Regions from separate parts of the Mus musculus genome. Here all the other regions are linked to region 3. A link is a loop called in an ENCODE intact Hi-C map of the cell type or tissue named here. Cell type or tissue: heart. All regions are shown on one strand.

Region 1 (8,000 bases), 85 kb after region 3:
AGCACCCCTAAGGTAGGTGGGGCTGGCAGGAAGAAGGTTCCCATTGAGAAAAGAGAGGAGGCAGAGAGCCTACTGAAGAGTGAGGAGTTACTGGTGTTTGTGACCATTGAGGGCACACCTTTTGACTGGGAAGATGGGCATAGAAATTTCATTTTAGTTCAACTTTGTTCACTGTTAAAATAATACCCAATAATAACTTGGAAACTGTTTCTTACTTGGAGTTCATTTTGGCTATTTCATTTTCTCTTCCTCTCTCCTTTTCCCTCTTCCTTTGAAGCAACATCTCTGTAGCACAGGCTAGCTTCAAACTCACAATCTTTCTCTGTCAGTCTTGTGAGTGTGGGGACTGCAGGTATGTGCTATCACACCCACCTACCCTCCTGCTCTATAATAATATCTGTGAATAGAAGCATTGAAATAATATGCTTTCTTCCTGAACATGAGAAAATGATTAAAAGCCTTGCTATGACTCTTATAAGCCACACACAGTTTCAGACAGCTGCAGAATTTCAGCAAGTTGACCATCCAGAAGTTACCTCTTTGCTATATATTTGCAGTAATTTCTAATGTGACATTGTCATGAGAACATGGGAAATGTGCCTCTTGGTAATGGTCATTATTTTTATTCTGAGGCATTTTCCATTACCAAATGATCACTATTGGCACAAAGGTACTCAGAAGTTCTCAAAGGCCATCTCCAGCTGCCAGCATTTTCTGCAACTCCTTAGCACTACATTTCCAGATTAACAATAATCTTTGCATCGATATGCCGCGCACGCTATCGTCTTGTCAGCAAGAACACACGCGGACAACCGGATCCTTCTGCAGCAATGCTTTATTATGCTAGCTTCAGCATGAAGAGGAAGACCCAGAGCCCCAAACAGGCGTTGCTTGTATACCCCTTAGAGCGGCGTGTCCACACCGCACTGATTGGCTGCTTGCTCATGATCCCATTGACACGCCCTGGGATGGGCTGTGACTTGGCGCCAATACTCTTTCACACATGCGCACAATGCTTGTTTACTGGAAAATTCCTGCAGGCGCAGAGGAAGCCGGCGCCATCTTGTAATGGTGGAAGCTATTGCGGCTCTCCACATTGATATATGTCATTGTTAGCTTCAGCTGTCAACTTAACACAAACCTGGAGTCCCCTGGGAGGAGGGACCCTCAAATAAGGAAGTGCCTATATCAGATTAGCTTGGAAACCACATATTGCTAATTGATGTGCCCAGCCCACTATGGGTGGTACCATCCTTAGGCTCTGGTCTTGAGCTGTATAGGAAATCTAGATGGGTAAGCCAGAAGTAGCAAGCTAGTAGCCAGCATTCCTCCATGGTTTCTTCTTTAAGCTCCTGTCTTGAGTTTCTGCTTGATGGACTGCAGCCTCTAAGATGAAATAAATCCTTTCCTCTCCAAGTGACTTTTGGTTATGGTGTTTATAGAAAAACAAAAAGCAGGCTAGAACAGTATGTGTATGCTTAATCTTAATGAGCACTTCCTTGACTGATAGCTAACGGGAACAATGACCCCTAGGTCTGGAACATCCTGCCTTAGCTCTGAATTCTTTAACCAGGAAGTAGAGTTGGCCCTTGATGTCCCTTGTGGGACTCAGTGCTGAGCACATATTGATGGAAAACACAAGTGGAAGTCATTTTCTAATTAAAAAAAACCAGCAAGAATGTTGAAAAAGTCATAAAGAATCATTAAAAATCAATAATAAACATAAATCTGAGTATAGACAAATATAGATATACATATATACCTTAAATGAAAATTTCCTGTCTGGGTTGACAATTCTCCTTCCAAGAGTCAAAGATGATCTAACAAAAACAGATATGAGGATCCTTCCTTTGAATTGTTGGTCAGGCTTTCCCAAAAGACTCCTGAAACAGTACTGGCTATTGCTATTGGCCTTGGTTTCCCAACAGAGGTAGAAGTCCCTTGGGCTGAAGATAGCATATACTTCAGATACTGGGTCCAGAGGCCACTTTGCTGGAACTGACTTGAAAGCTTCCTCCCTGAGGACTACCTCTCATGGTACTATCTCTTATGACTCCAGAAGGCAAACTTCAAAAGGAGGGAAGCAGCCATCAGTCTACCTAGCTATGACATCTATCAACCACAAGAGTGACTTGCTTAGTATCAGAAAGGGTACAGCAGTGGCATGCATACCTTGGTGGTAACTCAGAGCTCTATAATGGGCTTAAGACCTGCCTAACAAGGGGGAAATTATGCTTGGTACTGGAAATCTAGCCAGCTACCCAGCGGTAGTAAAGTTATGGATTTTGGAAGAGAACTTATAGCCACCAATTTATGAGACCAGATTATCCCTATCTAATTCTAAATGTTTGTCATTATATATCCAGGTAAGTTTACTATTCTTTGTGTGTGTGTGTGAGAGAGAGAGAGAGGTAGGGGGAGAGGGAGAGAGAGAGGGAGAGGTAGGGGGAGAGGGAGAGGGGGAGAGGGAGAGGGGGAGAGGGGGATGGGGGAGAAGAGAGAGAGAGGGAGAGGGAGGGAGAGGGAGAGGGAGGAGAGAGAGAGAGAGAGAGCGAGAGAGAGAGAGAGAGAGAGAGAGAGAGAGAGAGAGAGAGAGAGAGAGAGAGAGAACAGTATAGAAAACAAAATGCAGAGTTGTGGAGCCCAGTACCAAGTGGTACATCTATAATACATCTCTCACACCTAAGACTCAGGGGTCATTGCAAAAAAAGAGGAGGGAAGATTTTAACAGCCAAAGGATCGGGTTGATTGTGTCTCCTACAAATGTTGGAAGCTATACCCATAAGCTCTTACCAATGTGATTGCCTAAACATACAGTGTGCGAATAATTCCCAGTACTCTGTGTCCTTGACAACACTTGGCTTTGTCTCACATTTATTTTATCATTGGTGTTTTGCAAGTAGGTGCATGCGTTTCCATGTAGACTTGGTGGAACACAACAATAAATATCAAGATTATATGAGGCCTATGGTATCTGTGAACCTGTGTGCCAGGAGCAAATGTCAGATCTCTGGAGCAGGTCAAAGCAGCGAGGCCAAGGACAATCCCTCTGGACAGGAAACAGAGCTTTCTGGCTTGAGATTTCTAGGATGATATGATCAAGTCTACACTGAATATGTTTAAGACACTGCTGGCTAAACTGGCATTAAGTCAGGGTGCTAGCAAGAGATAAGGTGCACACTCAGGTGTTGTAGTAAAGATACTGTACAAACAGGTATGGACAAGGAATAAGGAATTCAGAGGCAGAATATCACTTTCCTTGAGGAGATAATAGTGAGGCAGGTATTTACATAACCAGGAAGTTGTTATCTGTATGATAAGGTCCCCCAACAGTACAGTCTACCAGCCCAGAAGACCTGGCAAAGCTAGAGCTGGAGCCATGCTTGTTTCTATCTGACTTTACCTGCCTTGTGACTTGGATCACCTTTCAATGGCTCATTGAATGATCCCATGGGAAGCCCAAGGGCAGGTTCATGCATTGATTTAGTCCAACCCAAGTTCATCCCCTTCTGCAACATGAATGCAGAAAAGGGTTGAGAGTGGGCAGTATCTGGCTCACACTAGGATGAGCTGAAGTGCACCACTTCTTCCCAAGGTTCACTGTAAAACCTGTGACTCACCGTACCATAAATCCAGTCCTGTGAAAGCATGTCTTCCTAAGCATCATTAACTTCTACCAACTCACAGAGAATCCTTCACTACCAGAACACACAGATGGATGATAATATGGCCTGGGTCTCAGATCATTAGTTCTTGGCGGGGTCACTTCCCTCCACCATGAACTTGGTCTGAATCTTGCTTGATTCTGGGTTCTGAGTGCCCGTTGTGGTCTATGCTATCTACCAGAGCATGACTGCTAATAGAAGGATGGAGAGTGAGTCAAAGAGGAATAGCATAGTTCTAGGGATGACAAATTGTAAAATATTGCAGAGAGTGTTCAAGTAATAATTAATAAAGCTAGACAGCAGATGAGTTAGAAATCACCCAGGAAAGATGAAAAGTCTCTGAAAGTTTTTTTTTTCCAGAGACCTTTCTAAGCAGAAAAAGGTGCAGTTCTCACTCAGACAGTGAGCACATACCACAGTGATGGGCCAAAGCCATGTCTGTCATGACTAGTTGCTTCTGTAGAGCTGTCTGGTGAGGCCATTTGGTGATCTTGACTTGTCTGGCATGCCAACATTCTTCCTCTACCATCCTTTCTTGCCATGGTGTGCAGCAGCTCCTTTAATAAAGATAGGTGTGGGTCTGGACAGTACCAGGCACTGCATACTCTCCCATTTCTAGGTGTGGTCTAAGTGATGTTTCCTGCTTCTCTGCAGTGGCTGGATTCTGTTCTGGAAGGGATGGACCACCCCTTTCACCCACATTCACATACCAGGTCTTATAGCTCACTTGTGATATAGTTTGACTGATTTCCACCCCCCCCCCCTCCCCAAACAGGAACAGATATGGTCTGAGGGAAACCATAGCCTGGTCAAATGATGTAACCTTCTGACACAATTGACTTCTCCTATGACAGGCTGGTTTTTAAGTAGTCCAATGGATGCTGACAGTGAGACCTTAGAAAGCCAGTGCAGTCTTTGAGATGTGAAGGCCCAGCTGAACACGCTGTGTTCAAATAAAGCAGAACTCAACTCAATTCAACCATGTTCCTCCGCAGACCTCATTCAGTCCAACAGTGATGCCCAGTAGTGACCTTAGCTGGAAGGCAAGTTAAATTGAATAAAGCGGAGAGAAAGACTTAAATTCCTCCTACCCAGGAGGATGGCTCCCGAGAGGACTGTGTAGCATGCATTTTTGGGCTGTTCGTTTTTGGTAATTGGCGTTCATGTATGTTTGATTTTTATTTTTGTCATTGTCTTGAAGCTTCTCTTTCTCTCAAGGCTGATTCTTTTTGGAAGGATTAAGCCAGGTTTGTTGTTTTGAGCTCCAGAGAGTACCCTGGAGAGGCTGAGTCAAACAAATGCTGTATTTTTTTTGCCACTGGTGAGTTTTGGCTTCTAGGACAGGAGCTAAGTCAGAATGATACAGGGCGAGGGTGGGGCTGCAGAGGCCTTGGGCTCAGGCCTTCATTGATATTCTGCTGGTGCTCTGGGTGGACACAGGCTCTCTCCTAGCCAGGATGGCTCAATCTGTCTTCTTGTTCTAACCTGTGGTGTTTATCTGCTTTTCAACTCAGTTGGGTTGCAGCTTCTGAGCCATCCGCCTGCTAATCCTTCTATAGTGATGAAATGCAAACTGAGTTGTCTTTGATGTATTAGAGGCATAGTAACAGTTTTCCTGAAGCCAAAGTCTTCCCAAAACTCATCACCAGGGAGGTTGCTCTTGGGAGTGGTGGGGACCATGGTGGAGCCTGGCTGGGATACTTAGTGTTTCTCTACACTGGTCCATTCCTTATAAAATCAGATTGCCAGGGTTATTCCCTTGAGGCTCCAGAAGAGGAGAGGAGGATTTTAAAATTTTGAATCAGAAAAGAAAGTTAGAAAGCAATTAGTATGCACTAATTAATAATAATAATAACAACAACAATAACATTTTTGAATTGCTGCCTAGTTAGAGAGTGGCTTCCGGCTCTTTGCCAAAAGTTCTGTGTATGGCGGCTGCCTTTCAAGGTGCCATGCATCTGTTTTCAGATCTGACGGTGGTGGTGTGTTTTGAAACAGCTAATTGCTGGCTTTGTTTATTGAGGAAATTTTAGAGCCTCACTCAGGCATCTAATTTCACACAGCATCTGCTGTCAGTGTCACCAATGCAAGTTTCAGAGAAGAGAGCAAGAAGTAAACAGAGAAAATGAAAATGAAATAAGCCAGGGCTGTGGAGGGACAACGGAGTTGCACGGGGCTGGTCAGAGCCTGCAAGCTATCCTTCCCATCATCAAATGTGTGTCATATTTTGCCAAGTATCCTGGGCTGGCACACCTGCCATCCCCACCTGTGACCATTTTCTCCCCTGTTTTGCACTAACTAATCAGTCCTAAGATGCTGGCTTCTCTTCTTTCCTCCTTCATAGTGGGCTCGCAGACCTTGCTTCCAGCAGCACCGGTGAAGAAACAAGCTCTCCCAGAGTGGAAGGACAGAGTAAACCTCTATCACTATTGACAAGGATAATATGTGTCTGTCTTGGAAATGGTTTTTAAAAATATGAAAGCTCATAAAACTCAGTGCCTCTGAAGTTCTGGGGTCCGAGTCAGACTTTCCATGGGCTGCTGTTAAGAATGTGAAATTGTGTCCAACTTTCTAAAGAACAATGCACGCATGGAACCTCATTCTCTCACTTCTGTGAAGCCACCCCAGGAAAGTGATCAGGGTCTAATAAGGAAGGGAAGCAAAACCCAGGTCAGCTGAATGGAACTGTAAAGAAATGTCTGTGGAAAAGGGGTTCACTCCAGCATGAACACCCTTCTGTCAAAGAAAGACACCCAAATGTCCAGTAAAAGGCAAATAACCACATCAGAGTACTATCTAGCCATTGGAAATGACATTTACTGAGTTTCCAATGGGACAACTACATTGATCACATGACAAGTGAAAATAAAAGATACAAAGTCATACATGCTACATGGTCTCAAGATATATATGGGTGAAGAGAAAGATTATGAAATTACAGATGATTTTTCGGTTGTCTTTGATAGTTCTCTTCAAAGTTTGCACAATGAACACGCATTACATACCTTGGTGTTTATGAGTGCTAGTTAGACAACTTTTTAAAATCTACATGAAGGCAAGAAATAGGCTTCAAAAAGATCCTGACATCCCAGATAGTATGCAAGACGGTGCAGTCTTCTACGCAGTCCTCTGCATCATCTTCAGGCCTACATTGGTAGTAGGTTGTATTGATTTCCTTATTGGCATGATGGCTTCTCATTTGCTGTTTGTTGCACAAACAACTTAAGGGGAAAAAAGTGTCTACCTTGGCTCACAGTTCTACGGAATCCAGCCCATCATAGTGGGCATGCAAGGTGGTAGGGGCATGGGGCAGCTCATGTTACATCCTCAATCAGGAAGCAGAGATACATGAGTGCTGTTACTCGGTTCTCCACATCCTCAATCAGGAAGCAGAAATACATGAGTGCTGTTACTTGGTTCTCCTTTCCTTCCTTAGTCAGTCTAGGGCCCAGCTTATAGAATGGAACTTTCCATATTTAGGGGGTGTCTCCTCATCTCAATCAATCCAGTTTAAAAGAAAAATCTCTAACTGACAATTGCAGAGGTTTCTTTCCATGATGATTCTGAACCATATTACTTTGAAAAATCAAGAAGGAGTCAAAGTATAGTCTTTCTTAGAGAGGGTCATTCTGTGTCCAAGGGGCCTTGTGATGCACAGTTAGTGCTTTTTATATATAAGGAATGTATGGGACGTGGAGAGACACTGTTGTGTCTCGTTGTTAGAGGGCACCCACTGTGAGCTTAGTAAACAGCATGAGGATCTAGAGAGACAGCTAGGGCACTTGGGGGAGTTCTGAGTGGCAAGAAGGGCAAAAGCAAGAATAGAAAGAGGCAGCTGTGTGCAACAGTAAAATAATCTAAACAATAACCCTGGACAATGTCTGGGCATTGTGAACTGTGAGATCACATTGGTTCAGTTTAGTATAGTACAGTGATTGAAAGAAGGCTTTAGTGTAGGTGCTCTGGGATGCAAGAGACCCATGATTTGGAGTGTGATGTAAAACTGACATTTAAGGACAAGCAACATCAATTCTACCCAGGTTAGAAATGCTGAATCTTGAGTCAAGACTCATCTTGGGCTGAGAGCATCCAAATCTGTTGCTGACAAGTTTCCAGGCCAATTTTGGGGTATACATATTGCAAAGAGGTTGAGTTTTATCCTGTCATTGATCTGATCCAGTCAGTGGAGGCAGAGAGGCACATCACCTTCCTAGGACGTTGTCAGAGTGTTAAATCTCTACCCCAATAAAAACTCAACCCTGGCTTTCATAAGTCACGGTGTTGGCTCCACTGAAGGCTGAACTCTCAAAGTTCTGAGTTGGCTAATTGAGCAAT
Region 2 (8,000 bases), 95 kb after region 3:
TAATCTCTTTGGACCAGAAAGCAGAAAGTGGTTAAGGGAAAGTAGGGCTGGGTTATAAAAGTCAAGGTACTCTCCCAGTGATCCTCTTCCTGTAGCAAGACACCCCCCCCCCAGCCCCTATGCCTCTAAAAGGATTTATGACCAATCAAGGTAGTGTCATCACTTGGGGACCAAATGTTGAAATACATGAAACTATAACACCTTGTAAGTTGAGGCCTCTTATTCCAACATACCATCTGAATGCCTGCATGGCCTAGGTATGGGGGAGATGGACAAGAAAATATAACTTACTCTCAGGCAGAAGAAACATGGCCGGGAAACTAACTCCTAAACACACTGCATTTTCAACTGCAGAGTCAGAGATGGTGCTTCTGGACTCTCAGAAGGGTTTCACAAATTGGCTCAGAGCTGACAGCACCTAACTGAAGGCTATGGCTTCTAAGGACACATCACAGGGACGTGTGTGTTAACTGTGAAGAATTTGCCTCTGCCAACCATACTTTCCTCACTGCTGTGACAAAAGCAAGCTAAGGAGGGAAGAAAGAGTTCGTTTTGATTTATGGTTCAAAGGCCTGTCCATCATGGGAGGAGAGCCATGACCACAGGAGCATGAGGCAGCTGGTCATATTCCATCCACAGCCAGAAGCAGAGAGAGATGGATGCTGGTACTCAGCTTGCTTTCCTGCCTTTCATTATTATTTAGTTAGGGATCCCTATTGCATGGAAGGGCATCCTGGCTAGTTTTAATTGTCAGCTTGACACAACCAAGAATCATTTGGGAAGAGAGTCTTAATTAGAAACTATTTAGATTAGGTTAGCCTTTGGGCACATCTGTGGGAAACTGTCTTGATTTTGGTACAGGAACTCATACCATGGTGACTGGTCTAGGAAAGGGATCCAGAGAAGTATAAGAAAGAAGAAAACAGAGAGTAAGCAAGGATGCATTTGCTCTCTGCTCTTGGCTAAGGGTGTGATGTGACCAGCGGCTTGAGTTTCTGCCTTGGCTTCCATGGAAACAATGGACCAAAACTTGGAATTGTAAGACAAATAAATACTTTCCTTAAATATGTTACTTTTTGTCAGGAAGTTTGTCACAACAGCAGACACACAACCAGAAGACAGATGTCACCACTTTCAGGTGGGTCTTCCCTCCTCAGGAGAATCCTTTCAGAAGGCCATGCAGACAAACCCAGATATGTTTCTCCATGGTGATTCTAAATCCAGTCAAACTGACAATGAAGATTAACTATTATACTAAGGATACATTTGACCAACTCATTTGGCCTTCTTCATATCAACCTTTAGGGAAAGAAGCTGTTGGTAGCAAGTGAGCAGGTCTGGAATGACAAAGAGCCAACCTTCAAATGGCTTATGAGAGCATCAATGGGTAATTTTCAAATGTAGCAATCCTGGGAAGATGCTAAGGTGCCTATGTGTGGTCACCAGATGAGGTGTTCACCAGAGCATCACTAAGGGTCATCTGGGGGTGGGGGTGTGGGTAGGGTGTCAAGGTTAAATGGAAGGAGACAAGGAGTCAAAGATGGCAGATTTAGATGTCAAGGCTATGCGCTTCTGAGCCTGCTCACACTCTAGGGCAGGGTCAATTAACAATCAAAAGAATTTCCTGTAGACATGCTCACAGACTAATCTGATCTAGGCAGACTTTCAGTTAAGACTCCCTTCTCAGGCAATTCTACATTGTGTTAACTGTCTGCTCAAACCAACCAGCACACACATCTAAGGGTAACGTAAGCTGTAATGAACCAAGTCTAGTCTTGAAAAGGCAGTACTTTAATCCATGAAAGTGAGGAATTCTTGAACTGGCAGTGCTTGATATACTCAGTTTGGGCTGGAACTTTTACTATTTCTCAAAATGAATGAAACACCCCTTCTTGAGGGATGGGTCTGCAGCACCCTTCTTGAGGGGTGGGTCATGAAATCATGGAAGGATGGTATCCAGGTTAGGAGGAATGAAGTCAGCACCCTCTAGGCTTGCCTGTGACTGTCAGGAACCACAGGAAGAGAGTATTGCTTTCTAAGAACAGGCACATTTGTCAAGACTCAAAGCCATTCTCCACCATCTGGAGTGATTCATCTCTCTCTGAGTAACTCAGTGGTGTCACGTCCTCATGCCTGCCATTTTTCCTGCCAATTTCAGTGAGTAAGGCTGTGTCCCCACAACCCACCGGGACCAGAGACCACAGGGCCTCCAGTCAGATTCTGTTTGGCCTCATGATGGAGCCAAGCAAATGTAAATCCATTGTGTCAAGTTTCAATCCCTTCCTATGCTGGCTGAGAATCTGCACTTGGCTTGCTAAGCTGTGCTGGAAAGAACAGGTGTCTCCGCAGAGCAGCGGGAATCACTGTATTTGTTGACTCTACTTGGGTTTATTTAAAAATCTCTGCTGTATATGTGGGGAACTTGCCCAAGCTCGGGGCTTGGCTGCTGTGGCCTGCTGTGGCATGTTGTTGGAGTTCATCCATATAGACACCTGTGTGGTACAGCCCAGCTTGCGGGTTACAGTAGAGGGGCTAAGTGAGGCAGTACTAGCTGACTTTATAGATGCTCTCACTTGTCCTACATCACCAGAATTCCACTGACTATCATCACGTGAGTGTAAGATGTGTTTAAACTGCTAATGGACTGGGCCATTGACTTTAACGATATTCTCAATACTGCTTTGCCATCATTGTGCAACTAGTTCTTCGTGGAGATTACACTTGCTTCCTGGGATGGGTGGGAGCTACACGAGGGGGCTTAGGCAGATCATCATGACTGATACAGTGTTAGTCATCCAAGAGTAAGAGTGAAGCAGATGGCCCCTCGTGTACAACCAGATCATGAGGCCACTTTGATATTTTGTGGTTCTCTTGGGAGAAGATGCAGATGTATTGGAGGTGGATGGCACCAAGCTTCAGAACCATGGATGGTGACTGGACGAGGGCAGGCGGTAGATGCTCTCAATGGCAACCAAGACTTCCCAAGAAGTGATTCTTGCTGTTTCCAGACCAGCATTGTGGGCCTCCAGAGCTGTCAGGATGGGTGCTGGGCCCCAAGTTTGGCCCAGCAGAGTTTTTGTGTATCTAGAGCTTGGTAGGATACAGGAGATTTGGGGGATGTTGAGCTTGACACATCTGGAAGTGGGAGATCTGAAAGTTTTGGTTACAACTTGCATAAGCTTAAATTAGCTCAGGATAGTGGCTCCTGATCCTGGATATGGCTGCCTGGGTGAAGCTGCGGCTATCGGTACAGGGAGGAAAATCATCCTGAGACCTCTAGTGGAGGCATGAAACATACACTCTAACCTTTCTGGTCCCCTAGTTCTCCTGCAAGTACCCCTCATTGGATGACCTACATAGGACGCTAGAGGGTAAAGAGGCCAACTGATACACCCTGGCTGCTCTCCCTCCTTAGGCATAGATTGGGGTGCAGAGTGCTTATGAGGACACAGAGCAGATGATCAATTTAGTCCCTGACTGACAACTTCTTCAGCCTCAAGGCTTATGCAGAGCTGGGCTTCCCAGAAACTATCTCACTAAGGGGAATCAAGCAGATCACAGGGAGGGGAGAGGTAGCCTGAAGTTCTTGGTCCAGACACTGATTAGCTCTGGTTCCTGCAAGTCCCTAGATGCTAATTCCCTCATGTCAAAAATGAGAACAGTGATGGCCATTTCCCAAATCTCATGGAATCCACACAGGATCTGTGATGGAAGTGTGTGAAGAGGTGTCCCCAAACATAGAAGTCCCCTGTATAGTAGCAGTGTGGTTAAATAGACAGACAACTGCAGAGAAGGGAGATATTGCTGGAAACCATTCTCATCAGACAGGGCACCACACAGTGTGTAGCCTTACCAGTGTCAGACTCAGTCTGAGTCTAGAGGGTTGCATAAATAGTAAGGCTTAGTCTGCCACAGTTAGAGGGACCAAAGGACTAGGGTGGAACTCAGGGATAGGAGCAGTGAAGTAGTTGTCTGTCACTGGAGAGCAGGCACATTTGGCCAATAGCATGCACATTATCAACTGGTTGGTGAAACAGGACAATCACTGAGTTGCATAGTTTGGCACAGTTTCTGTCATATTAGTTTCTGTCACTTGGGGGCTGGGCACAGCTTAATTGTGTCTATTGCAAACCTTAATCTCAGTGTTATTAGTGCCAGAGTCATGCTTTCACCTGAAGGCCTAGCTGGGATGATTCTGTCCCGGGAGCATGTATTTGTGGGTAATGTTGTGTCCCTGCAGCTATAGGACTGGGTGCCTAGTTTCCCTTTGGTTATGGGCTAGAGGCTAGGTCCCTGACTCACACTTTTCTCCATGAGGTAGCCCAGCATCTAGCTTGCTTACTCAAAACCAGGAAGGGAACATCTCCTAGTGAGGGAGCTGTGCGGTCCACACAAGGCCTTCATTTTCAAGAGGAAAAGGCTTTGCTTCTCTAACCTCGATTGGTCAGGAGCAAGTCTCAAGCCTCACCTACAGTCCTGGGTCAGGTGAGGGACTGCACTGGAATGTGAAATCCAGATAGTGGGGAACATAGGTCCCTGAAGAGATTCCAAGACACAACATCAACTAAGGTCATTTTAAAACATGAAATAACAACATACCCAATATAACCTTTTGTGTGTGTATATCTTCCTATGTCTTATACAGTAAATGTTTTCTGTATTCTGTTCTTAAAAGAATAAAAAGAAATAAAGATTTTGGTTGCACAATAGGCTTGTAGACTTGAGGTATATTATTTCTTTAAGCTGTGGCATCAGAATCCAATTATGTTTCTGTAAGAAAAAGAGTGGTAGGGAAATCCCAGAAGTGCATTTGAGAAGCCCAGGGGGATTTTGCAGGCTTCAGCAAAAAGAGCAGCCCCCCCAGACCCCGAAACTTTATTCCTTAGAAATGGCTTTTGATGGGCAATCATCACAGGAAAGGAGAGGTTTTAATATTGTAAAAATATATACTTTTAAAGATTTCCAGCCCAATGATAACAGAAAAAGGTAGAAAATGAAAAGGCTCAAGTAACTTATGAAGTACAACTTATATCCATGTGCCTTGGATATTGGTATGAAAAATACTACTTCAGACCATAAATCTCACTGTAGAAAATTCTAACAATGCCAAAACATTAGATAATAGCATTTATGTTTTAAGATGCCAAAATGGGATCATGACCAAGTTGAGTTCTGGATCATGACACCTTCCACATTGAACATAACATACAAAAACCACTTGGATGTGACACCCCAGAGGAGCCCAAGAATGTGTTTGGTTGGTAACTATATATCTTGCTAGCTGTTTCAGGGCTGATTTTTACACCCCTGTCCGTATGTTTTTATGTAACTAGACACCGCTGCGATTAATTAAGCCTCCAATATTTTCAATGTTGGGTAAATGTCTGAAATCAGACATTTCCATTATTTTCTCATGTCCTCGTCCCAGGCACCTGTGAGTTGCACAAGTTAAACACATCCACTGTGACAAATAAGAGAAGAGAAACAGTAGGTCCCTCTCCATGTGCCACAAATAATTTAATTCTTTACATTTTACCCGCTTGCGTGGGTAAAGCTCTGTACCTCGCACAGAAAACCCTCCAGGCTCTCCTTTCTGGATATTCTTGTGCGTATACTCATGTATACACAGATGCACACACAGTGAGCATCCATGCGTGTGCTAATGCAGATGCAGGCCAGAAGTCATCCTCAACTATTCTTCCTTATGCACTGTTCACCTTGTTTGTTTGTTTGTTTGTTTTTGAGTCACCTTGTTTTTATTTCCTTGGAAATTACCAAGTAGGCCAGGCTGATTGGTCACCGTGCTCTAGGGGTCGGCTTGTCAGTCTTCTCAGTGCTGAGATTTATTTTGGTTCCATGGTTCTTGGGAAGACAATGGGCAATGCCTTCGTTCTTATCAGGGAGGGGAATTAGAGAACAACAGGAAGTAGCCAAGGACTGGCCCTTGTGGCCTACTTCCTACAGCCAGGCCCCACCTCCCAGGTTCCATAGGATCATCAGGGGGTGACTAAGTCTTCAACCCTTGAGCCTGAGGGTCACTTCAAACCATAATTGCACTACAGTCTCTGTAATTTTCCCAGTGATTCACTCATGCACTGAAGGCCTCCCCAAAGGGAGAGAATCTTTCAGTGCCTTTGGAGTCCTTGTGATCACGTTCAGTTTCCCCACAGCATGCTGAAGCTTTTTGTTTTATTAGGGGGTTGGGGGTGGGGACCATCTTGACCTTTCCCAACGGTGGGAACTAGTACTGGCCTGTTGATTTTGTCTTGAAATTCCTTATTCATGATGCCTTCCCATCTTTCCTATTTGACAGTTTTCCATTTGCTTCAGGGACTCTGAGCAGATGTGCGAGGCCTTCCCAGAGTACTCAAGCTCTGAGCTGACTCCTGTGAGCTGCCCACCATTGTTTACTTAGTTGTATTCTGCTTGTTTCTTGTCCTTTTCCTTGCTCACTCAGACTTGCTGGTCTCATCCACTGACTCTTCGGTGTGCACCCGACTGCTAAGTGTGTCTATTGTGTTACATTTTCGGTTCCTGCATTTTTGTTTCTAGATGCTCTTTCAGTCCCCCTTCTGCCTACTGTCTCTTGCAATATTCTGTCTCCTTCACATTATCAAGCATGTACTTCACCTCTTAACCCTAGCACTCAAGGTGTCTGATCATCTGTCACTGGTGCCTGGGATTGCCGCATAGCAAAGGGGTGACCTTTGAGCATTTACCTTAAAGCACTGTACTTCTTTGACATTCTGGAAAGGTTCGGGCCATCTTTCAGTTCCATCAGGTCCCAGCTCAATCTACCCCTTTAAACTGGAGCCTCCCAACCAAAAGACCCCATAAGCCTGGAGATCATCTTCTGACCAAGGATTTCCTGAGACCACAGCTTCTGAGTGCCTGGAATCTTTTTCTACCCATTGTCTTGTCTGATCAGTTCCAAGAGGTGCTTCCCTCTGGTACCTTGAGAATGAGGAGAGAGGAAAGGACTTTTTTGGTGTATATATTTGCCAAATCCAGGAATGTGGGATCAGCAAACAGCTTCAAGGTCCTGTGAGACTCTATTTCCACACAGACATTTTGGGGCTTCCTGGTACTGTTTGATTTCTCTGGTTTGTGTTTGTAATAAATTTTTATTGTTTTCAGTGACAGACTGCGTCACAGTAATTTAGCCATTGTTCTTGAACAGTCTTTATTTTCCTTATAACACCTGAACTCTGGGAATGACTATCTTTAATTTACAATGTATATTTAAAGCCTGCTGTTAATTATATGAAGCCTAAGACTTTTGACTTTCAGATGTGAGATGGAAATATGTTAATTAGTTTGAGGAATTTTTCATTCCTCCAGTGATTCTAAACCTTTGAAAGATAGACATTTAATCTAGCAGAAGAGAAATCAAAGGCCAACTGGACTCAGGACTTTACTTTTTTGATGGCACTGGGGATTAAATCATGGACCACAGACATGGCAAACAACTGGCCTACCTCCGTCCTATAGCTTTATTATTTAAATTTTTAAATTTTGAGATAGGATCTTATTAAATTGTATAGTCAGGACTTTAATTGGTAGCCCTCCTACTTCAGGTTGAGAGCCATTTGATGTGATACAGGGGACTAGACTAAAGTCCTCTGCAAGAGCAATAGTGCTCTTAAACACCAAGCCATTTCTTCAGCCCTAGAAAACAGCTCTTGTTTTAAAAAGTGCCAAGAGTTTCAGGAAGAGATCTCCATGGAGCAGAAGTTAGGGGGTCTGTGTTCAACATGTCTTTTTCCTCAAACTGCCTGTCTCTTCTCTGTGGGTCTCATTTCAATCACACCTAAGAGGAAGGCACTTGATCAAAGTATCAAAACCAGAAAAGGTCTGAGCTATCCCACAGCTTCCACGAGAGAGGGGCTATATTAGAACGAGGGCCTTGCTTGAGAGAGCAGAAGAGGAACAAGCTAATCAGAGAGGTTGAACGAGTGAGACAGAGAGCCACAGTGACAGGTGGCATGGGAAGAGGAAGA
Region 3 (8,000 bases):
GCCAGATGCCAGTAAAGCAGACATGTGTACCTTCCGATAGCAGTTCCTAACCACCTACTGTGCGCTAACGGTGGGGAAGAGACACATGGGCTCTGCCCATTTTGAATTCACAGTTGATTGGGAGAGCTGGGAAGTGAAATAAGGAAGGGTGGCACAGAAAACCACCAGTTGTGGTTTGCACAGTGAAAGGAAAACCACGGGAGTGTGGAGGAGAGAAAGCCCTCACTGCAGAGGTCCTTGGAGGGCCATGGGAAATGGAAGCCGTTAGGTCTACAGTGTCTCTGCTAAGTATTCAGGGCATCTCAGCTCCACTGGGGCTGAAGAGAGCCTAGGGGGAGGAGATGAGCCCTAGAGTTGTCAGAGTATGAAGCTTAGTGGGTGCAGCCAGCCCTGAAGCCTCTCTCTCTCTGTGTGTGTGTGTGTGTGTGTGTGTGTGTGTGTGTGTGTTTGTCAGATGTCCATGGTCAGTACTGGCCAGCTAGTCCTTGCTTGTCTCTGCCCCTGTAACTGGTCCCTGCCTGGGGTGTCAGTGCTCATATTGATCTAGTCCTTCTCCCAGGAACCTTCCTACTGAGATGCTGTCCTCTCTCCTCTTCTCCTCCCTTTCTGAACTTGGAGACGACCTACAACACCCACTGTTCTATCTATGCCCAGATTGCCCAAGCTCCTACCTTGTCCCTAGAAGGGTTATTGGCCTGCATTCTTAGAGTTTCAAGCTTAGACATTTGGATTTAGGCTTTAAATGTTGGGTAATTGGGGATAAGGGATAGAGAAATCTAAAATGTCTTCATCTTATAAGTAAATTTTGGGGACTAGAGAAGATGGCTCAGTGGTCAATGATACTTGTCCCTGCCCAGCACCCTCATGACAGTATATAGCCACCTGTAACTACAGTCCCAAAGGCTCTGACATCCTCTTCTGGCACCCATGGGTGCTGCATACATGTGGTGCTCAGACATACAAGTAAGCAAAACACCCACACACTCAAATAAATAAATAAATAAATTTTATGAAAAATTGCCTCTAATAAGATTAAAGACTTAAAAATTAATATAAAGCCCTTCACAGTCATGAACTTGCAAAAATTAAATAGAACCAGGGCGGAGCAGTGGTGGTATATGCCTTTAATCCCAGCACTTGGGAGGCAGAGGCAGGCAGATTTCTGAGTTCAAGGCCAGCATGGTCTACAGAGTGAATTCCAGGATAGCCAGGGCTACACAGAGAAACCCTGTCTTGAAAAACCCAAACAGAACCAGGGCTAGAGAGAGGGCTCAGTGGTTAAGGGCTCTCTTATCGGTCTTGTAGAAGACCAGCGTTTAGTTTTCTGCACTCACATGGGGTAGCTCACAACTTCCTAGAACTCCAGCTCCAGGGAATCTAATGTCTTCTTCTGGCCTCTGTGCACACCAGCATGTACATGTGCATACTCGTACAGAGACAGACGGACAGATGGATGGGCAGACAGAAACAAATTCCCTTCTTCTCTCCTTTCCTCTCCCCACTTACGCTCTGTATTTTCCCATCCAGCAAATTTGGGGACTGCCTGTGTATGATGTTGGCAGGTGCCGGGGAGGCCACCGTAACAGATGTATTTCCTCATCTCCACAAAACACAGCCATCTCATTCATGAGACGGAGGGACACACATCAGCCTCCTAGATGATACCTAGCTGATGTTTGCTTGTGCTCAGGGGGAGCCCCTGGTGTAACTTGCTTTGGGGTGCAGAGGAAGAAGCCACCCCAGGGGTGCAGAAGTCTGATCTGGAGCTTGAGAACTCTATGGGATTTCACCAGAAGGGCGAGAAGGGGAGCGCGCTCCACGCTCTGGATCAGGAAGCCCCGTGGCCAGGTGCAGAGGAGGGTGGGGCCTGTGTAACAGGGCAATGCAAAGCATTTCTTGAGTCTTCCTGCATAATCATCACTCATACCGAGTCTAGTGCTGAACATTCTCAAAGCTTTTCAAGGAACTTCGACCTTCACCAGCCTCTCCTATGTTATTGGCCAACTGAGTGACAATTTTATAAACAACGCCAACATATTTAAGTGTTCTCAGTCTTTGCCATGAAGGGAGTGTGATCCTAAGAGAAGGGGGGGGGGGATGACTCAGAGGCAGGGACTCTGGAGGCACCTGCCAGCTCGTCTTTTTATGTTTGAGGAATGCCCATCAGTGGCCGCATTTGAGGCATCCTCACATTAGGCAGGAGGTATCCTGAGACTATTTTTTTATACAGTAAAGGTTTGTGGGTACTCCTGACAGAAGTATATCAAGCCATCCCATCGTCTTGGAGGAAATTTGTGCCTAGAAAGGGAAACAGACACAATTACTAACCTTAAGGAAGAATTTAGTATTCTCATATTAGACCTTTCAAGATCTGTACTAAAACTTTCTTGGGATCTCCAAAAGTAATATTTTCATTTTAGCTCACATTAAAAAAATATCAGTGCTGGGGAGATGGCTCTGTGAGTAAAGTGCTTAATGTACAGGTTTGGGTTCTTATCCCAGCATCTGTGTGAAAGCGAGGTTTAAAGGTAGTGGTGGTGGTGGTGGTAGTGGTGGTGGTGGTGGTGGTGGTGATGGTGGTGGTGATGGTGTGTGTGTGTGTGTATGTGTGTGTGTGTATGCAGATGTGTGTGAGTGTGCAGGAATATGTGTGCAGGTCTGTGTGAATGTGTGTGTGTATGTGTGAGTATGTGAGAGTATGTGTGAGTAGGTAAGCATGTGTGTATGTGTGAGTGTGTATGTATGTATATGTGTGTGAGTATGTATGTGAGTGTGTGTGCATGTGTGTATGTGTATCTGTATATCAGAGAGAGAGAGAGAGAGAGAGAGAGAGAGAGAGTAAAAAAGAGGGCCAGTAGAGGAAGCCAAACTCTTTATGACAATCCATTCCTATTCAGTCTTGAGAGAACTAACCCTATCTCTGGAGAGGATCATTAATCCATCATGAGGGAAGGCTCCTCAATTCATGAACCCAAATGAGTTTTAAAGACTCCATTGCCTCATGCTCTCACACTGGGGAATTAAGCCTCCATGTGAATTTTGGCAGGGACAAACCATATCCTGACCACAGCACATGGCTTCGTTTATCTAACCCTAACTTCATTTTTTGGGGGGACCCAAGAAGAAGGTAAGATGCAGGAGACAGGGAGTCACTGGGGTCCCAAGGAGGCATCTATAGAAGAGACCTTTTATTTAGGGGCATAGTAGACATTTACTAAAAAGGAGGGTCATACTGACACAAAACTTCTTCCTAAACATGTGTGTGTGTGTGTGTTCAAGAATGAAAGCTCATTTTTACCCAGTACCCATAAGGCTATTCAAACTCACCCTGCAACAAGCATCAGGCTCTCCTGGGTATCAGGTCCTGTGGTCACAGAGATGCCAGAGTGCATTCAAAGACTAGGGAAAGAGAAGGGCAAGTGCTTACTTGCTTGCAGAGACTCACACAGATTTTATCGAGCTGGGTTCTAATCTGTAGGATATGTGTAGCCTTGGTCTCTGTGGTCCCTCTTCCCTGATCCCAATGGGCCTGGCAGCTGTGTACATTCTGAGCTGTACCTGGTTCTCACACAAGCCTGGAATGACACATTCCTCCACACGGGATGGGACACCCACAGAGAAGCCTTTTAAATCCCCTGCTGTGACACAAAAGCAACAAAAGAAAAGAAAAGAAAAGGGAGACCAGCCTTAAAGGTCTCTCCCCCATTCTGCAGGTCCTTAGTGGCTGAGTCTTTGACATTTTCCTACAAGCAAAACTTATGACCACAGTGAAGGTCTCCTCCCTTTCCAGACTCAAGCTTCCATCTGAAGAATTTCTCAGCTCATGCTGGGTTTTCTGGCTGAACTAAGAGCTGCCTGAGACATCGTGGGTTTAGTCACTGCCACCCGTTCTAGCCTCCATGAAGACACCAAGGTCATGGGCCAGGTCTCCTCTGGGCTGGCTGAAGACCACAGGGGACAGAGACGAGCCACATTAATGAATGCCCATTACACACTGCTCAGGGGAGTTTGGGTATCAGAACAGGTTATTAACCAATTTCTGAGCTATGAGACTTCATTTTTGGTGTTAAGACAGAAAATACAAAATATTGCCCAACTGCAACAGGCTTGCACATGCAGTTAAAATGATAACTTCTAAGAGATATAAAGGTTTTGCACACAGAGTTTGTACCTGGGATCCATTTGAGCAAATATAGGTAAGGACATTCTTAAGAGGAAGGTTTGCTCTGCCTTGCCAGTTTCAGCATCTTTTGGAATGGGGCTTTCAAATTGAGTCAGTATAGACCTGGCCTCTGGCCACGCGGGTGGAATTGTGGGAAATAAGATCCCTGGAGAAAGGCCTGTCTGAGTTCATTTCTGGACACTACAACCAAGGTCTTTAGAATAGCAAGGGGGTCTTTCACAGTTAAGGGGAGACTCCCTCTTGCACAGGCCTGGGCCTCCACAAGGGAGCATGGTTACTCTCTCTCATGTGGGGTTTCAAGCAGGAACCATGCCCCACACCTCAAAGGCTGGACCAGCATGTGGACCCTAGGTGTCACAGGCATTGGGAATTCATGATGGCTGTATTTTTGAAGCAAGTTGCATCCGAGAGTCCTATGATCAGCAAACTGTCCTTGCCCCTCCCTCTTCAAGTAGACCCCAGCAGGGACAGCCCCGGGTCCTGCTAGCTTGCACCAAACTATGCCTGCCTCTGTGATCACCACCCGGGCTGCCAGGGCGCCTTTCCATCGGTTAATTAGAAGCCAAGTCGGTGGAGCCCCCCGCCCGCCGCCGCCCGCTCTGCCCGCCAGGGGCGCCCTCCCCGCTGCCCGCCGGCCCTTTGATCGCCCGCGGCCCGAGGCCCGCAGCTCGCAGCCCACACTGTGGCGGGCAGGTGGCGGCAGCGGGGCGCGGCGAGCTCAGGCGCACCGGTCCCCGGGCCGCGGCGCGCTCCCCGCCACGCCACACATCAAGGCCCGGCCGGCCGGCGGGCGCCTTCATTAGCAGCCTGAAATTATAATATTATGTTAAAGAACAAAGCTGCTCCCCAGAAAAATATGTGCTGCATATCTGACAAAGATAAATTGGATTATTCAAAATATTCTTGATGAAATGTTACATTTTGCAACTAATTATCAATCTGTTTTATCTGTAGACCAGCTGGGCATTTTTGTGCATGCAAGACCGGCCTCCGCAATGATCTTAAGATGTCACTGCGGCGTTTACATCTTTTATTTCAAGGTTTAAATAACTGGGAAGTAGCTAATGTAATTCACTGCTGAGAAGAAAGGCAAGCTTCTTGATTCCTTTCCAAAGCCATCTCTTCCTAATGAACTTCTTTGGACTGTGAGTAATGAGGCTTTATTCAAATAATGTTTAAGGAAGGCTCTGTCAGTGTAATCTTGGGGAAAAAAAGGAGGGGGGCAATGTTTAATACATTTAAAACATCTCTATTCATAGCGTATTAGCCCCCACCAGCCCACAACAGCACTTACCGGTGAAGACACTTGCTCTTGCCCGTGGGAGCTTCAACTTGCAGGCAGGTTTGCCCTCTTCTGCTGCACAAAGTGAAGACCACAGCCAGATCTTCTAGTACCGAGGGGCCTGAGAAACAGATGCGGCATTCTACATTTGTCCCTCCACCCCTAATTTTTTTCTATCTGGTTTTATCTTGGGGATTGTGCCGATATAGTTTAATTGAGTTGTGGGCATTCCCCCCGCCCCCCTCTGGTTTGAGACGGCAGTTGATTCTAGGTTGTTCACGTTTTCCTTGGATATTGGTAGCTAGAAAAGGCACTTGGTCTGCTTGTATGGGGACCGCAGTCACTCCCTACCTTCCAGGTAGCAAATGTATTTTGAGTGACCTTGTGTGACTGTGGACTCGCTCTCTCGCACAGATGTACTTTCTGACCCACCTGGCCTTTCAGTTGTAACTCAGAGACTAACGGAATCTTCCTGATTGGTGCTTTAGACTTTGGGTGTTTTTGTTTTTTGTTTTTTTGTTTGTTTGCTTGTTTTTTGTTTTCCGGGTTTTTGTATGTTTTGTTTTGTTTTTTCAGCTTTCTTTTGGCCAAGCTCCACGGAGAAGGCAAGGCTTCCCACTGTATGGATGAGGAACCGGAAGCCAAAGAAAGGGGATGCTGGGCTGTGCTCAGTGATACCCCGAGGATACCCAAGGGGCCTCAAAGGAGACACAGCCGGCACTGACACATGTTCTGAGCGCCCCACTTAGCAAAGGATGAAAGATGGAGTTGTAACCGCTGGGAGAAACATGTGGGGGACCTGTCACTGTGTGGATTTCCCTTCTCAGCTGAAAGGTCTTCAAAGTGCCTGTGAGGAGCATGCCAAGGAAAATCAACAGCCATTCTCCCACCGAAATGACAGAGCAGGCATCCTTCTTGCTCTCCTAATTGATATCATTGTGACTGCTTTTCCATAAAATTATCCCCAGACAGGTTCTCAGAGCTGTCACCAAGCCATTTGAAATTTTGCATGAAGCACGTCTCTGTATGTGTTGCCTCTCTGCATGACTTCTTTCTTTTCCTTCTTTGGGCCTGGCTTTTACAAAATGTCTTTTGTACTCTTCACAGAAGAGAATAACTTCTGACCTCACTGTCTGCCTGGGTCTGATCCCTGGGCATTTCATTTGGCAATCCCAGGGTAACAGTCGAATGATAAGATGTAAAGGTTTTAAGAAATGAGTCTTGGACTTCCCTGAGTCCAGTGAGAAAGGGATTTTTCTTTGTTTTAAAGTACTCTTTCCTCCTCAGATGTTTCTTTGGTGGATTCTTGGATATCTGGAGCTCTGCTGAGCTCCCTCCTTCTTGGTTTCCTGCTCCCAACAAATAATAATTATTATTTTTTCCATACAAAGTGACTTTGGGGTTGTCCTTATCTGATGCTGAAGTTCCAAAATGCCCAGTATGGCACACGCTTGAGATCTCAGCACTTGGGAGGTGAAGCAGGAGTTCAAGGTACTTAGGAAGCTCAGTACCAGCCTGGGTTATTTGAGGCCCTGTCTCAAAACAAAAACAAAAACTGAAACAGTTCCCTCCATAATGAATGCATAGGCGACAAAAGAATACAGTTCTACATGGTGGTATGATCCACAGAATAAAAATATCAGATCCTGTTGCTGTTTCTAATATCATTCCTAATCTAAATATAATTTAAATTTTGGAAGCCACCAAATACCTTTTGTTTTCTTTAGTACTAAAGGGTAGGTGCCGGGGCTGGGGAGATGGCTCAGCAGTTAAGAACATTTGTTGCTTTTGAAAAGGACCTAGGTTCATTTCCCAGAACTCTGAAATCTGACAATCCCTTCTGCACCCCCCCCCCCGTACCTACATACACATGGAACAAGTACATATCCACAGGCACACACACACACACACACACACACAAGAGAAATTAAAATAAATCTTAAAACCAGAAGTGTATATGTGTGTACATGTGCAAATTAATTACCTGTCTGAACAATACGTGGTGTAGAAAAATACTAGAAGTCCTCTGACTCCATTGACAGTGATATCCATATCTTTGTCCACCGGACAGCCACTCTTGTCCTGTGTGCGTAAGGAGCTAGTGCTGTCTTTAGGTCTCAGTGATACTTGGGAAGGTTCTTTAAATGTCAGAACTCAGGGTTTCAGGGTCACAACCTTTTCTGTAAAGACACCGACAAAAGCCAGGCTTAGGGACACAGACAGCGGGCGGCAAGAAGATCAGGATTTCCAGTCCACTGTGAGCTGTAGAGTAAGCTCCAGGAAGACAGTTTGGGCTACATGAGATCCTGTCTTTCAAAAGAAAAAGAAAAAAAAAAAAAAAAGAAAAAAAGAGCAAGTCCCTTGGGTTCTCGGGCTCCACTATTGCTGCTGTCTCAGCTCCAACTACTCAATTCATATGTTGGCAAGAGAAGGCTTCCATCAGCAACATTTGATAAATGAACGTGCCTGTGTTCCTACCAAACTTTATTTATGGACACTGAAATTTGAATTTCATATATGAAATTTCATGTGTCA

The links. Peaks named below come from ENCODE experiments on the same cell type or tissue, not always from the same donor. Only the 100,000 strongest peaks of a DNase experiment are listed, where the experiment ranks them.
Region 1: a loop joins it to region 3, with 2.0 times the contacts of the local background. A loop is called at or near these places in 5 of 42 quality-filtered maps.
Region 2: it touches region 3 in a loop (2.4-fold over the local background); 4 of 42 quality-filtered maps call a loop at or near these places.

What each region holds. Positions count from the first base shown.
Region 1 is chr7:135,933,860-135,941,859 of GRCm38, forward strand. No RefSeq gene overlaps it. Among named protein-coding and RNA genes, the nearest start is that of 6330420H09Rik, 84 kb to the left of the region's middle. In heart, no CTCF peak of the experiment used is centred here; no DNase peak of the experiment used is centred here.
Region 2 is chr7:135,944,149-135,952,148 of GRCm38, forward strand. No RefSeq gene overlaps it. Among named protein-coding and RNA genes, the nearest start is that of 6330420H09Rik, 94 kb to the left of the region's middle. In heart, a CTCF peak has its summit at 3,291; no DNase peak of the experiment used is centred here.
Region 3 is chr7:135,848,863-135,856,862 of GRCm38, forward strand. 6330420H09Rik (RIKEN cDNA 6330420H09 gene) reads left to right here and starts at 5,257. Exons shown (of 2, transcript NR_166518.1): 1 at 5,257-5,328; 2 at 6,042-7,114. In heart, a CTCF peak has its summit at 4,755; no DNase peak of the experiment used is centred here; H3K4me3 peaks cover 729 bases; H3K27ac peaks cover 384 bases; H3K27me3 peaks cover 4,983 bases.